Regions from separate parts of the Homo sapiens genome. Here region 1 is linked to region 2. A link is an interaction called in ENCODE POLR2A ChIA-PET data of the cell type or tissue named here. Cell type or tissue: GM12878. All regions are shown on one strand.

Evidence for each region. Peaks named below come from ENCODE experiments on the same cell type or tissue, not always from the same donor. Only the 100,000 strongest peaks of a DNase experiment are listed, where the experiment ranks them.
Region 1: POLR2A ChIA-PET joins it to region 2 with 22 read pairs; 7 of 35 experiments call an interaction of 5 or more read pairs at or near these places.

The regions. Positions count from the first base shown.
Region 1 is chr18:58,654,342-58,662,341 of GRCh38, reverse strand. LINC03110 (long intergenic non-protein coding RNA 3110) reads right to left here and starts at 3,803. Exons shown (of 4, transcript NR_187442.1): 1 at 3,711-3,803; 2 at 2,329-2,479; 3 at 1,772-1,910. In GM12878, a CTCF peak has its summit at 713 (motif pointing right); DNase peaks (open chromatin) are centred at 21, 2,687 and 4,051; H3K4me3 peaks cover 6,837 bases; H3K27ac peaks cover 7,031 bases.
Region 2 is chr18:58,532,416-58,540,415 of GRCh38, reverse strand. ALPK2 (alpha kinase 2) reads left to right here. Exons shown (of 13, transcript NM_052947.4): 5 at 2,192-5,582. Among named protein-coding and RNA genes, the nearest start is that of ALPK2-AS1, 21 kb to the left of the region's middle. RefSeq lists enhancers at 3,857-3,916, 4,477-4,676, 4,737-4,956, 3,875-5,074, 5,067-5,116 and 1 more. In GM12878, a CTCF peak has its summit at 3,729; DNase peaks (open chromatin) are centred at 3,594, 4,595 and 4,965; H3K4me3 peaks cover 6,630 bases; H3K27ac peaks cover 7,568 bases.

The DNA.
Region 1 (8,000 bases), 120 kb before region 2:
GAGACAGTGATTTTAATTGGTTTGGGTGGGGCACAGGCAACAGTGGTTTTAAAAGTTCCTCAGATGAGTCTGATGTGCAGCGAGGCCTGAAAAGGGATGGACCATCTCCAGGGCAGCTGGCTCAGCCTTGACTGCATATTAGAATCATTTGGGGAGTTTAAAAATGTACCTAGATCTGTGGCTAAAGTAAAAAAAAATTCATTGTACACTTAAAAATAACTAAAAGCATAATTGGAATGTTTGTAATACAAAGACATGAGAAATGCGTGAGGTGATGGACACCCCATTTCCCCCAATGTGATTATTATATATTGTTTGCCTGTATCCAAATTGCTCACATATCCCATAAATATAGATACCTGCTAGGTCCCCATAAAAATAAACAATTTAAAAAAATATACTCATGTCTGAGTCTTACACCCCAGATTCTTACTTGATTGGCTTGGGGGTGCTGCCTGGTCATTGAGATTTTTTTGTGTTTCCTAAGCTGATTCTAAAATGTGGGTAAGGCTCAGAATCATTGCCCTTGAGAAAGCCTAGGATCATTTCACCTTTGGAGAAAAAGTACTTAACGTATGTCATTGAAGAAATCAGAGTCATGGGGCTGGGGGGGTGCTTCTGGTGAGAGTCAAGGGGCCAAATTCTCTATATATTGCCATGTATGTATATGCAGTCAGAATGTGAAAAATGGGAGAAGCAAAGACCAGTAGAGGGCCCAGGAGAAAGGGAGTAAAGATCCATCTATTAGGCTCACTCCTAAGGGAGAAAGGCTCTTTATTCTTCCAGGCATCCAGCTCCTACCAGCTGCTGCTGCTGCTTTTATTTTATTTTATTTTATTTTATTTTTTTCTGAAACCAGAGTTTTCCTCTGTCACCCAGGCTGGAGTGCAGTGGCACGATCTTGCCCCACGGCAACCTCCACCTCCTGGGTTCAAGCAATTCTCCTGCCCAGCTGCTGGGACTACAGGCACATGCCACCACGCCCAGCTAATTTTTATATTTTTAGTAGAGATGAGGTTTCACCATATTGGTCAGGCTGGTCTCAAACTCCTGACCTCAGTTGATCCACCCACCTCAGCCTCTCAAAGTGGTGGGATTACAGGCGCAAGCCACCGCGCCCGGCCTTCCTACCGGTTTCTAACATAGGCACTGCTCCTCTGCTCCCGTACTCCATCCCCAATCCCTATGTGAACTCCTTTCCCTGCCCAGGAAGAGTTCAGAGCTGACCTTTCCAGCCAGAGTTATAAAAAGCCGGGGATGTTGAGAGTGTCCCAGTGAAGGGACCATAGGCTGGTGCATGAAAAATAAGCCCGTTTACCTTTAAAGGACCACTGAGGTGGTAGACATACACCATCCCCTGATGAATTCTGACCGGCTTCAGCTTTTTCTCTCTCTCTCTCTTTTTTTTTTTTTTTTTTTTGTCTTTTGTCACTCTTATCTGCCTTGGTATTTGTATGTCTGTTCTTCTGTATAGATGCTTTCTTAGTCTGCTCATTAGGTTGCATTACATTCCTGCTGTCTTATTTGTGAAAGCCCTACTCCAGTCCTAGGTCCTTGGAATCAAAGCCAACTAGATGAGGGGTGGGGTGGGGATTTAGACATGCAGCTGAAAGGCAATGAGGGATCAGGGTGGCACCTAGAAGACAGGAAGTGTGGAGACAGTTGATGGCCCAGCTCTGCTCTGGGCCTTGGAGTAATGGTGGTTCCTCGTTAGTCCAACCCATTCCATCAAGGTAGAAGTCTATTATAAAGATTTCAGCAGATGACTCACCTGATCGTAAAGAGACCACACTTGCCAGCAATGTCTTCTGTGTACTATGCCCCTCTTCCATTTACAGGTGTCCTTGGGAACCAAGCAGACATTGACAAGGAGACTTGGGCTTCCAGATCCTGACTCCATTCAGATACAGCTGCCAAGGGGCACAAAATTTAAAACAGAACTCATGTTTTCTAGAAGCCTATGATCTAGTTGTGGAGATAAATTATACAAACAAAAAAGTGACAAGCAAGGTTTTGGACATTAGGACTTCTTTATTGTTGATGTGTGTAGTTCAGTAGTTTTCTGGAGACTTTTGTCAAAGAGCCTATGGATGAGCAAAGAGCAAAGAGAAATAATTTTCCAGGATTAGGAATGGTGGGTGCAGAGAGTTAAAGGAATCTTTGTGAAGACTGATTATGAAGGCATGATTCTTTCTGCATAATAAATTGTGTACTTTATTATTATTAGTTTAAATGTGACAACCATGATCATTCTCGGTTAATATCGACATTACCCTTTGCAGGTAAGCACACTCAGGTAGAAAGGTGGTTAAATACTGTATTACATACCTCCAAGGATGACCTGTTCTCAGTCCTCTGGGATTTCTGATAGAGGGAGTTTAGCAGACTCTTCACAAACTGTTAGGTGCCAAGAATTGATTCAAAGCTCCTGATCACTGGGCTGTTCATTCAGAGTGTGGGAGTTCCTTGGTGTGGTACACTGTAGACACATTTAAACAGAGGGCAGCGTGGACTGGATGTTCTCTGAGGTCCCTTTACTTCCGAGGTTCTAAGTAGTAAGGGACTTTGGATAAGGGAGAAACTTAAAAAAGTTACAGTGGCTGAAGAAAGCCTAAGAGAAAAGTAGGGGCCTAAATTGTACCTGAAGGCTGGGCAGAGTTGGAAGGACATATTAGTTCCTCCAGACAGGAGAACATATGATCAAAGACTACCTGTGGACAATTATCACAGATCAAAGACTAGCTGGGGACAATGATCACAGTGACTGCAGGATGGTGGAATACTTATGAAGCAAATAATATGTAAATAAGATTTATTTGTGTCAGGGAGGGGGCAGCATTTAAATAACCGGCAGTTGAAAATTGTACCATATTAGTTATATGTCTAAAATTAGATGTTCAGAATAAACAGCTATTTCAGAAGAATGGACACAGTATTAAATTAAAATACAAGTAAGATTTATTTGTTGGAGGAAGTGGGAGAGGAAGGTACATGTTCAGTTGACTCAACAGTTTAAATCATACCTAAGACATTTACATATCAGCTATATGCTAATCCTTATATGATAATTAGTAATTAAATTCATTTTGCAAAAACATCAGTGAAAGCTTTGCTGTGAAACAGTTTTGTAGGAGGCTAGTTGAAATTATTGTTAAATGCCTATTTGAAAGGGCAATTAGTTAGACTATTCTGTAGTTCAAGCTTTTCACTAAGTGACTTAGTGAGTTATACTTAATGAAGTTCTGTTATATATAGATCAGAGGTCCGAAGCTCTTGGAAATTCTTATATTTTAATAAAGTAAGCAGTCAAGAACTGTTTAATGATAATAAGAGTAGCTTGACACAGATACATATTTAGTCACCTGTTTAACAATCACAGAATATCAACCCTAAAGAGCACCTTAGCTGACCTAGGCCAAGACCTTCAGCATCAGACAGTCTTGTAGCCTGGAGAGATTTTTCTCTGTCTCTTCCTAAACCTCTACTATAGTGGTTCTTAAAGTGTGGTCCTGCCTCAGCAACATCAGGGACCTTTTGAAAAATGTAAATTCTGGCTGGGTGTGGTGGCTCACACCTGTAATCCCAGCACTTTGGGAGGCTGAGGTGGGCTGATCACTTGAGGTCAGGAGTTTGAGACCAGCCTGGCCAACATGACGAAACCCTGTCTCTACCAAAAATATAAAAAATTAGCCGGGTATGGCAGCACGCACCTGTAATCCCAGCTACTTGGGAGGCTGAGCCAGGAGAATTGCTTGAACCCGGCAGGCAGAGGTTGCAGTGAGTCGAGATCTTGCCACTGTACTCCAGCCTGGGTGACAGAGCGAGACTCCATCTCAAAAAAAAAAAAAAAAAAAAAGAGTTAAAAACATGCAAATTCTTAGGCCCCACCTCTGATCCCCTGATCGACTGAATCGAAACTCTGGGGTGGACCCAACAATATGTAGCTTAGTAAGCCCTCCAGGTGATCCTGATCCACACTGGGGTTTGAGAACTGTTTCCCCACACTACAGCTTCAAAATATCTTGAGGAAATAACTTCTCTTAGATCACTCTTAGCCACACAGAGAAATACTTCCTGTTTTATGTCTAAATTTATCTTCCTAAAGCTTTGAAGGGTGGAGCACACTATCTTCAGAAGTGTAGATACTTTTTTCACATTCCTTTATGGGCAACATGCTAGGGTGCATCTCAGCAGAAGGGTGGCCAAGCCTGGGAGGGGATGAAGACAGAGCTGGCACTAAGCAGGGACATGGGGAAACAAGGGCTGATCTTAGCCATTATTTGATTATTTGATAATCCAAGATTCACTCCAAAGAGGAGCACAGCATAGTCTGGTTCAGCACCTGGGTTTTTAAGACTAATAACACTGAGTCAGAGATTCACAAGGTTGTGGGGGGAATCTTTGGACCTAGGTAGTAGAGATAAAATGACGGGAATCATCTATACTGGCCAACATTGTTCTAGAAATTGTCTGAATAAAGCATAACAGAATAGAGAAGGGTCCAACCCTCTGGGGATATAGCATTGACAAGGAAAAAATGACCTCAGATGACTGGCTGCAATTTAGGGCAGGATTCTACTGCTCCCCTCCCCCTCATTTCTGCCAACCCAGCATTAGCTAAGAAATCCAGGGATCCAGGATGTACAAGTAATGAGGGCGGAAGGAGCACATAGGTGGTCCAACTGTGCTGCTGAGGTCTTCCCAGCACTGTTTGGGATCTGTTCCAGAGAAGGGAAGGACTGTGCAGATAGCTGGTGGCTACTGCTTTGTCTGCCTAGAGTGGAGTAGCACTCTGTTCTCAGGAATACTGCTTTCCACAGTGTGGTTTAATGGGATCCCCCAGTTTCTGACTGATCTGCTTCCCTAACTCAGTGATTGGCTACAGATAGGCATGTTCCCCAAATTCAGTCCTGAGACTTCTGACCTTCAACCAGATGGAAGATCTTGGGTTTGCTCAGGTGGCAAACCTGTGAGGTATGAGTCTGAGCTGTTCGGTGGCCATGTCCCACAGGCTGTGCAGAAGAAGCCAGTCTGTGGTGGGAGAGAGTGGCTGGTGCACTGAGAGAAGCAGAAACAAGAGACAGAGAAAGGGCGGGTGGTGTTCCAGTCCCAGGTGTGGTCAGTCCTGAGGTCCAGCTCATACCCACCTTTCCTGCAGTTCAGTTGGGTGAGCCTACAAATCTCCCTTTTCTGCCTAAGCCAAATTGTTCCTGTGGATACAGTGTCTAACTTCTTGTCATCTTTCTGAAGATGCTTTAACTGGCAAAGCATCCATCAGGGTTTTATTTTGGTTTTAGAGGTAATAATGATTATTTTATTTTATTTTCCCAGTGGATAAACAATCATCCTATGCTATTTTTTTATTGTGATGAAATATACAATACATAAGATTTTCCATTTTAACATTTTTTAGCGTGCAATTTAGTGGCATTAAGTACATTCACATTGTTGTGACATCACCATTCATCTCCAGAACTTTTTCATCTTCCCCAACTGAAACTCTATACCCATTAAACAATACCTCCCCATCTCAGGCAACCACCAGAGGATTTCTAGTCAAAAGTAGAATGGTGGTTTTATTTGCATTCTAATACTTCCCTGAGAACAGTTCTTGAGGCCTTTGAGACATTGGGCAGATTAACTTCAGGAGAGAGATGAGACTCCTAGGTTCCTTCCCATGGCTACACTTTTCCAATTGAAATTCACCAACTACTTTTCTATCTCGCCTCAGTAGTGTGAGCAACCTTAAGTTAAACAGGCAGGACTTGGAGGGTCTAATTATAATGCAATTTTACTTTTAACTCCCACTATTGCTTTAAATGTATTCTGTGGAATTAGTCTTTGTCCCACCCTCGATTAAATTTGGGACAATATGACTATTCCATTTATTCATGTGCAATAAAAAGGTCTTGCAATTAGTAATTAAAATGTCCAATCTTGGGTAATCATCACATAATCAAATCTAGGAGGCTCCTCCTTTCCCGAGCTCAGATGAGAAGCCTGCAGTGAGGAAGGAAGGAGGTAGGCTGTTTCCATGTGATTCCATCTAATGCTTTTACCTTTTTTTTTTCTTTCTGAGACGGAGTTTCACTCTTTTTGCCCAGGCTGGAGTGCAATGGTGCCATCTTGGCTCACTGCAACCTCCACCTCCCAGGTTCAAGTGATTCTCCTGCCTCAGCCTCCCAAGTAGCTGGGATTACAGGTGCCTGCCACCACGCCCGGCTAATTTTTTGTATTTTTAGTAGAGACGGGGTTTCACCATGTTGGCCAGGATGGTCTCGATCTCTTGACCTCGTGATCCGCCCACCTTGGCCTCCCAAAGTGCTGGGATTACAGGCATGAGCCACCACGCCCGGCCTGCTTTTACCTTTTCTTCTGCAGTTTGCCAAGTGTGGTTTCTGACCCTGCAAGCATAAACTGCAGGAAGGGAGAAGAGGTATGGGGTACAAGGAATGCTTACCTGGCTGGTACTGTTATGTTGAGCTAACAGGGGGCTCTAGAAACTTGGCAGATGTTTAGAGCTCTCTGGTGGCCATATTAATAGACACTTCTTCAAAGACCCAACCCTCATCACTGGGTATCTCTCGTTCCTAATTTCCCTAGCTGGGGCAAGTACAGCTCTATTTTGGATGGCCATTTCCTTCTTCTTCAGCTCTTAGGAACTTTAGATTATTTATGGCTTACCCTACTGAGGTTTTGCTGCCCCTCTAGGTAACCCCCAGAACAAGACCTAAATTGATCCTTTGTGCTAGCTCTTGCTTGCATGAGGCCCCCAAAGGGATTAACAGCCCACCAAAGTGGCATTAAAATTACTTCATAATGAAAACATGTGAACAATTAGCAGCCACAGAAAAATATTAAACTTAAGCAGAACCTGTCAGTCAAGAGTTTTGTGTCCTGCCAGAAGCTGACTTCATAAATCAAGGAGAAATAAACTCCTTCCCAGACAAGCAAATGCTGAGGGAATTTGTCACCACTAGATCAGCTGTACAGGAAATGCTCAAAGGGGTCTTAAACATGGAAGTGAAAGGTTAATTTTCACCATTATGAAAACACACAGAAATATAAAAGACACACAGAACTAAATGAAATAGAGATTTAAAAATACGAAGGACTGTTGAAATGAAAAGCGGTTCTTTGAAAAGGTAAACAAAAATGATAAACCACTAGCTAGACTAACAAAGAAGAGAGAAGATCCAAATAAACACAATCAGAAATGAAAAAGGAAACATTACGACTGAAACCACAGAAATACAAAAGATCATTAGAGACTATTACGAGTAGCTGCACACTCACCAACTAGAAAATCTAGAAAGTTCACAGTTCGTATAAAACAGCAACACAAAGGAGGAAAAGAAAGGAATCAAATGGCAACACAACAGAATTTCATCAAACCACAAAGACAAGGAAAGAAAAGAAACAAAGAATTTATAAAAACGACTTGAAAACAATCAGCAATTTGACAGGAACAAAGCCTCCTGTGTCAATATTAACCTTGAATATAAATGGATTAAACGTGCCACTTTAAAGGTAGAGTTTGGTAGAATGGATTTAAAAAACATGATCCAACTATATGCTGCCTACAATAAGTTCACCTTACCCATAAAAACACATAGACTAAAAGTAAAGAGGTGGAAAATGAGATTCCAAGTAAATGGAAATCAAAAGTGAGCAGGAATAGCTATGCTTATATCAGATAAAACAGACTTTAAACCAAAAACATAATATAATTTAAAAAAATGAAGGCCATTATATAATAATCAAGGGATCAATTCAGCAAGAGGATATAACAATTCTAAATATATATGCACCCAACATCAGAGCACCCAAATTCACAAAACAAATATTACTAGACCTAAAGAAAGATAGACAGCAATACAATAATAGCAGGGGATTTTAATACCCCACTCACAGCACTAGAGAAATCACAGAGACAGAACATTAACAAAGAAACATCGGACTTAAATTGGACTTTAGACCAAATAGACTTAACAGACATT
Region 2 (8,000 bases):
TTTAATAAAGAAGAAAAAGGGATATAGAAAGGGAATAAATATACTTTTCTTTCCGGGAACACCAGGATAACCAGTAGTGCTTAGGGTTCAAAGTCTCTTTTAAAATGGGGTTGTTGCAAAGTCAGGAGCAGATGAAAGTTCAAACCCTTTCAAGTGTAGAGCTTTAATGGGTGAAGTTGGCTACAGCTGTCTCAACTGGTACATGGTTCATTCATTTATTCATTCTCTCAACAAACACTTAGTAAGCATCTACCGCATGCTAATCGCTATAACAGGCCTTCACTAGAACACAGAATGGGAGCTCCTTGTAGATGAGCATTTGCCTGTCTTGTATCCCCATTATCTAAAACACTCCCTAGTACTTTGGAGGCATTCACTAAATATTTGTTGAAAAGATTAAGTAGTCCTAGCCCTCATGGAGTTTATATTAAATTTCTTTCTTGTTTAGTTAGCATTTTTATGCCCATCAAATATGAGTTAAATGAACCTCAAAGTAGCTTTAAAAGAGAAAATGAGAGATGCATGACTGACAGGCTGTAAGCAGCCTGGGGGAAGTGTGGAAAGAGGTGTGATTATGCTGTTGTCCTGCTTCCCACGGGCAGTACATACAGGGATTGACCACAAGGTAGTAAGACTGACTGTCATGTATGATTTATGAGAATCAATCTCATGACATTGGAGCCATAATATGCCCATGAACATTTCAGCTCTGTTTTGTCATACGCTGGGAGACAGACTTCATCCCCACCCCTGAACCCCATCCCGCCAAGGCCAGTCATCTGTTCCCTGCACATCTGAATGTGGCTGTCCAAGGCAGGAGTCCTGGGAGCAAAGACTGAGTTGCTTCAGAAATTAGAAGTAATTTTCTTCTCCTTGGCTGGACATAAGTTTTCTTTGTTTTGAAATAATCAATGAGCTAAAAGTTTCATGAGACAAGGATTTAGTCAAAGAGTTTGCTGCTTCCTTGAACAATATCCAATATCATGGAACGTTCATATAGTACCATGAAAGGCTCAATCCTCAGAATGTGAGGTTTCTTTTTCTCTGCCTTCCTCTCTTCCTCCCTCCCTCCCCCTCTCCCCTTTTCTCAAAAACCTAAGCAGTCCTGAATCTTCTATTTCCTGTAGAGGTGGTCTGCCTGCCACTGGGCATCTATTTTAAAGTCTGGGATACATTCTGGGATGTTTATAAGCTTCTCTAGGAAAGAAATGATTGGCAGTGCTGGTGGCCAATCATAAGTCCATTTATTCATTAGAGGTGGGTTCAAAGGCAGCCTTCTCTCTGTTTTTTAGTAACATTGTTATCTTAGTGCACTTCATGTTGCTATAACAGAATACCTGAGATTGGGTAGTTTATCAAGAAATGAGGCCTATTTGGTTCATGATTCTGGTGGCTAGAAAGTTCAACATTAGGCATCTGCATCTGGTGAGGGCCTCAGTCTGCTTCCAACTCACGATGGGAGGCAGAGGGGAGCTGGCATTTTCAGAGATAGTATGGACAGAGAGGAAGCAGGGTGGGGGTGGGGATGGTGCCAGACTCTTTTTAACAACGAGGAAGTAATAGATTGAGAACTCACTCATTCCCCCCACCCCTGAGGGATGGCATAAATCTATTCGTAAGAGATCCACCCCCATAACCCAAACACTTCCCATTAGGCCCCACCTTCAACCCTGAGGATCAAATTTCAACATGAGGTTTGGAGGGGGCAAATATCCAAACCATAGCAATTATTAACCAGCAAGCTGTTATATTTTGGGGACAAAGATTGCTTATTGCTGTTTTGCAAGTACTGTTTATTTCATTTATTATGATCATGTGAGATTCATCTTTCTGGAAAGATGCGCACAGCTCTTGTTGTGACTTACTTGATCAAAACAGTTAACATTCGATTTATTTCCATCTATTTCCTAAGAGAGAAAGAAATCATTAAATAAATGATGGTTGTCAGGAGGCTTTTTGCTTATAATGATGAATTTGACAAAGGGCCCCCTGGAACACAGAGTTGCTTAAATTTGCAGTTTTCTAGGAAATCTCTAATAGCTAGAGGGAGTTGGGGGATTAATGTTTAGATTTCAATCATTCTTGTCCATTATTACGGTCATTGAGGATTAACACTCTTGGGATTGCAGTTATGCCCTATTGTGGGCTCTCCCATGAACAATTCTACTAATATCACTTTTCATCTTCCTAGGTACAAGTTCAGGAAACAGTCAGAGAGACAATCTCTTGCAGCCAGATGCCAGCTTTCTCAGAGCCTGCTGGGGAGGAGTCCCCATTCACTGGGACCACAACAATTTCCTTCTCAAACTTAGGAGGGGTCCACAAGGAAAATGCATCATTAGCTCAACACTCGGAGGTCAAACCCTGTACCTGTGGTCCACAGCATGAAGAAAAACAAGACAGAGATGGCAACATACCTGACAATTTCAGGGAAGACCTAAAATATGAGCAGAGCATCTCAGAAGCCAATGATGAGACTATGTCCCCAGGTGTGTTCTCAAGGCATCTCCCCAAGGATGCTCGTGCTGACTTCAGGGAGCCTGTGGCTGTCTCTGTTGCTTCCCCTGAACCCACAGATACTGCCCTCACCCTGGAAAATGTGTGTGATGAGCCAAGGGACAGAGAAGCAGTGTGTGCAATGGAGTGTTTTGAGGCTGGTGACCAAGGAACGTGTTTTGATACCATAGATTCTCTTGTTGGGAGACCAGTTGATAAATATTCGCCTCAAGAAATTTGCTCTGTAGATACGGAACTGGCAGAAGGTCAAAACAAAGTATCTGATTTATGTTCTTCTAATGACAAGACACTGGAAGTCTTTTTTCAGACACAAGTGTCTGAGACTTCAGTGTCTACGTGCAAAAGCAGCAAGGACGGCAACTCAGTCATGTCCCCTCTTTTTACCAGTACTTTCACCTTGAACATTTCACACACAGCTAGTGAAGGTGCCACAGGAGAAAATCTAGCCAAGGTGGAGAATTCCACCTACCCACTGGCCTCCACAGTACATGCTGGCCAGGAGCAGCCAAGCCCCAGCAACTCAGGAGGGCTTGATGAAACACAGCTCCTTTCTTCTGAGAACAATCCTTTAGTGCAATTTAAAGAAGGAGGTGACAAGAGCCCCAGTCCTAGTGCCGCAGACACCACAGCCACACCAGCCAGTTATAGTTCAATTGTGAGTTTTCCTTGGGAGAAGCCAACAACATTAACTGCTAATAATGAGTGCTTTCAAGCGACCAGGGAGACTGAGGACACATCAACTGTTACCATTGCCACCGAAGTCCACCCAGCCAAATACCTTGCTGTGTCAATTCCTGAGGACAAGCATGCAGGTGGCACTGAGGAGAGGTTCCCTCGTGCATCCCATGAAAAGGTTTCCCAATTTCCTTCCCAAGTGCAGTTGGATCATATTTTAAGTGGTGCTACCATCAAATCTACAAAAGAGCTACTTTGCAGGGCACCCAGTGTGCCAGGAGTCCCACACCATGTCCTGCAGCTCCCAGAGGGAGAGGGTTTCTGCAGTAATTCCCCTCTTCAGGTTGATAACCTGTCTGGAGATAAGAGCCAGACTGTGGACAGAGCAGACTTTAGGAGCTATGAAGAGAATTTCCAAGAAAGAGGAAGTGAAACAAAGCAGGGGGTCCAGCAGCAGAGCCTGTCCCAGCAGGGTTCTCTTTCTGCACCTGATTTCCAACAAAGTTTGCCTACGACATCTGCTGCACAAGAGGAAAGAAACTTGGTGCCCACGGCCCACTCACCCGCAAGCTCTAGGGAAGGAGCAGGGCAGCGCTCAGGTTGGGGGACGAGGGTCTCCGTGGTGGCTGAAACTGCTGGGGAAGAAGACAGTCAGGCTCTGAGCAACGTTCCATCTCTCTCTGATATCCTTTTGGAAGAGTCTAAAGAATATAGACCTGGAAATTGGGAGGCAGGCAACAAGCTGAAGATTATAACTCTAGAGGCTTCCGCTTCTGAAATCTGGCCACCACGACAACTGACAAATTCTGAGAGCAAGGCATCAGACGGTGGTCTCATAATTCCTGACAAGGTCTGGGCTGTACCTGATAGTCTAAAGGCAGATGCTGTTGTGCCTGAATTGGCCCCCTCTGAAATAGCAGCATTGGCTCACAGTCCAGAGGATGCTGAGTCAGCCCTTGCTGATAGCAGAGAAAGCCATAAAGGCGAAGAGCCCACCATCAGTGTACATTGGAGAAGTCTTTCTTCCCGGGGTTTCAGCCAACCCAGACTCCTGGAGTCATCCGTGGACCCTGTAGATGAAAAGGAGTTATCTGTCACAGATTCACTGTCAGCGGCTTCTGAAACTGGAGGGAAGGAAAATGTTAACAATGTGAGTCAAGACCAGGAGGAAAAACAACTCAAGATGGATCACACTGCCTTCTTTAAAAAGTTTCTGACCTGCCCTAAAATCCTAGAGTCCTCTGTAGATCCCATTGATGAGATAAGTGTGATAGAGTACACCAGGGCTGGAAAACCAGAGCCCTCTGAAACCACACCACAGGGCGCCAGAGAAGGGGGTCAATCAAATGACGGAAACATGGGCCACGAAGCGGAAATCCAGCCGGCCATTTTGCAAGTTCCATGTCTCCAGGGAACCATTCTGAGTGAAAATAGAATCAGCAGAAGCCAAGAAGGCAGTATGAAGCAGGAGGCTGAACAAATTCAACCTGAGGAGGCAAAAACTGCCATTTGGCAAGTCCTGCAACCCAGCGAAGGCGGTGAAAGAATTCCAAGTGGATGTAGCATAGGCCAAATACAAGAAAGCAGTGATGGGAGCTTAGGGGAGGCTGAGCAAAGCAAAAAGGACAAAGCAGAATTGATTTCCCCCACTTCACCTCTTTCTAGTTGTCTTCCAATAATGACTCACGCTTCTCTTGGGGTTGACACGCACAACTCCACAGGCCAAATTCATGACGTCCCTGAAAATGACATAGTTGAGCCCAGAAAGCGTCAGTATGTGTTTCCTGTTTCACAGAAAAGGGGAACTATTGAGAATGAGCGTGGGAAACCTTTGCCCTCTTCTCCTGATCTTACCAGGTTCCCTTGTACTTCATCTCCTGAAGGAAATGTCACAGACTTTTTGATAAGCCACAAAATGGAGGAACCTAAAATAGAGGTGCTTCAAATTGGGGAAACCAAACCCCCAAGCTCATCTAGCTCCTCAGCGAAGACCTTGGCATTTATTTCAGGAGAACGTGAGTTAGAGAAAGCCCCTAAATTACTGCAGGATCCATGTCAAAAGGGCACCCTGGGCTGTGCGAAAAAGTCCAGGGAGAGAGAGAAGTCCCTGGAAGCCCGAGCAGGCAAATCGCCAGGGACCCTCACAGCAGTGACGGGGTCAGAGGAGGTCAAGAGGAAGCCAGAAGCCCCAGGCAGTGGACATTTAGCTGAGGGAGTAAAGAAGAAAATTTTGTCCAGGGTGGCAGCACTGAGGCTGAAACTGGAAGAAAAGGAAAATATCAGAAAGAACTCAGCCTTTCTTAAAAAGATGCCCAAACTCGAAACATCATTATCACACACAGAAGAGAAACAAGACCCAAAAAAGCCATCTTGCAAAAGAGAAGGAAGAGGTGAGGTTCTGTTGCTGTCCATCATTGTTAAAGTTTGGGCTTGTAGACCAGGTATCCAGTTCCTGTGTCCTCGAGGGTCCTTTGCAATTAAGGCCAGTGTCCCCCAGGTGGGCATTGATGCTATGGTTGTGGCCAAGTGGCTTCAGCATGTGGCATCAGAATCACCTGGAGGACTTGTTAAAACCCAGATTGCTCCCCTCCCCCAGTGTGTGAAATTTGCACTTCTAACAAGTTCCCAGGTGATCTATCGGGAGAACCACGATTGAGAACCACTGATAAAGGCCGCCTGTAGGCATGTCTGTTGGAGGGGAATGTGATGAAGGTGCTTTTCCGTTTCATTATCCTCTTTTACAAAATCTATTTAAAAATATAAACAGAAGCATTAATCAGTGTAGCTAATTAGTATAATGAAATAGACCATGCACTAAGCAGGATTTGTGGAAATGAATATTTTGGTACAAATTGGGATTCTCCTCTTTAATCACTGATTTTTCATTAAAAATAACTTCCTTGAACCTTGGTTTTTTCTTCCAAATTTGAGTGTAACATTTCTTTTCAACTCACCCTTCCCATTTATCTAAATCTAAAATCCTCTGAGGTCTCTGTTCTAGGTTTCAGACCACTCAAGCCTCAAAAGTCCTTGATCAACCTCTACCTATGATGCTGTTAAAAAAAAAAAAAAAGTCCTGAAATTGCAGTTAATTCTACTTTGTCTGAGGAATCATTTCAGTCCCAAATTCCATTTATAGACCAAATTTTAGCCTGTTTTATTTCAGAGCTCTTCTTTCTCTCCCCACACACCCTGGTAGAAGTCAGAAGAGAAAATATTGCAGCAAGCTACAGTGGCCTGTGTGCTCTGGAGCGAAAAGCTACGGATGGCTGATCAGAAGGGAAGAATTTTCTCCTCTCTTAACCTGAGTCCTTAGATTTTGAGGCTGGCGTTTGTTATTCCCATCCCATCAAATGGGTCCTAACCCCTGTTGCAGAAAGGTTTAAAGACAAAACTGCCTTCTGAAGAGTTTGGAAGTATCCAATCAGGTTATTAGTATCTATATTTTAAAGCATATTTAAAGAGAATGGCTCGGCATTGTGGCTCACACCTGTAATCCCAGCAATTTGGGAGGCCGAGGTAGGAGGATTGCTTAAGCCCAGGAGTTTGAGACCAGCCTGAGCAACATGGCGAAACCCCATCTCTACGAAAAATACAAAAAATTAGCTGGGTATGGTGGCGCACGTCTGTAGTCCCAGCTACTCTGCGGCTAAGGAGAATCACCTGACCCCAGAAAGTCGAGGCTACAGTGAGCTGTGATCACACCACCACACTCCAGCTGCACTCCAGCCTGGGCAACAGAGCAAGACCCTGTCTCAAAAAAAAAAAAAAAAATTAAATAGAATGAAGCAATGTTTCAAAAGCTCTCAAAATTGGTTTCAGCCCAGAGGCTGAATAGATTGCCTCTGGGGACCAGCCTCAACCCCCTTGTTTGGGGATAGGGGTTCCTTTGCAGGTAAAGGTAGACAAGCAAAACCACCTTTTTGGAATTCTTGCCTGTGACTTTTCAAGTTACCCATGGGTAAGAGGACTGTCCAGATAGGCAGTGTTGAAATCAATCGCCGTCAAAGACTTTGATTTCAGCTGCAGCACAACCTCGCCATTGCACTAAAGGCTGCAAAGACCGAGCATGCCGCCTTCTGGGAGCCACTGGTCTGAGCAAAGCAGGTAGATGCGAGGGCAGCCAGCCTTGTCCTGAGAGGGCCCTGCCGGAGACTACGGGGTAGAGACAACCAAAGACTTTTCCAGGCCAGACCACTGAAGGGTTGTTACTCATGCCACCCACAACACAGAGGCCATTAAGAGGCAAAGATTCAGTTAGAGATACTAGCGGGTGTTTGGGTCCATCTGGGGCAAGTTGTATCATGGTGGTTAGGGTATAGATTAGGAGTTATATTGCTTGGGTTCAAGTCTGGCCTCTGGCAGTACCTGGATAGCCCTGGGCAAATGCCTTAGCCTCTGGGTGCCTCACTTTCCCCACCTGTAAAATGGGGGTGCTAATGATAAGACTCCTCTCAGGTATAAAAATGCAAAGCAATTTGAATGGCACATGGCCTAACACAGCTCTCATGGTTGTTAGTTACTGTTTTTTTAAATTAGTGTTTTTAAATAAAAAATGAGGCAATGCTTATGCTCAGTATGCTTATGAAATAAATAGAGAGCTTAGTTCAGGCAAAAGATCATTGTGTCTGAGTTGATACCAACCTAGCATTAGGAGAAAGAGTGGTGCTGGCATCCACAGCTCCTCCTCTCTGAAAAACTCAGGGCCTCGGCCAGAAGGTAGGAGTCATCTGGTGACGGAGCAGGAGGGGGAGGTTCACCAGAGTTACCCTTGAGTCAGCAGGTAAATGGGAGTCCCAGGCAGGTTT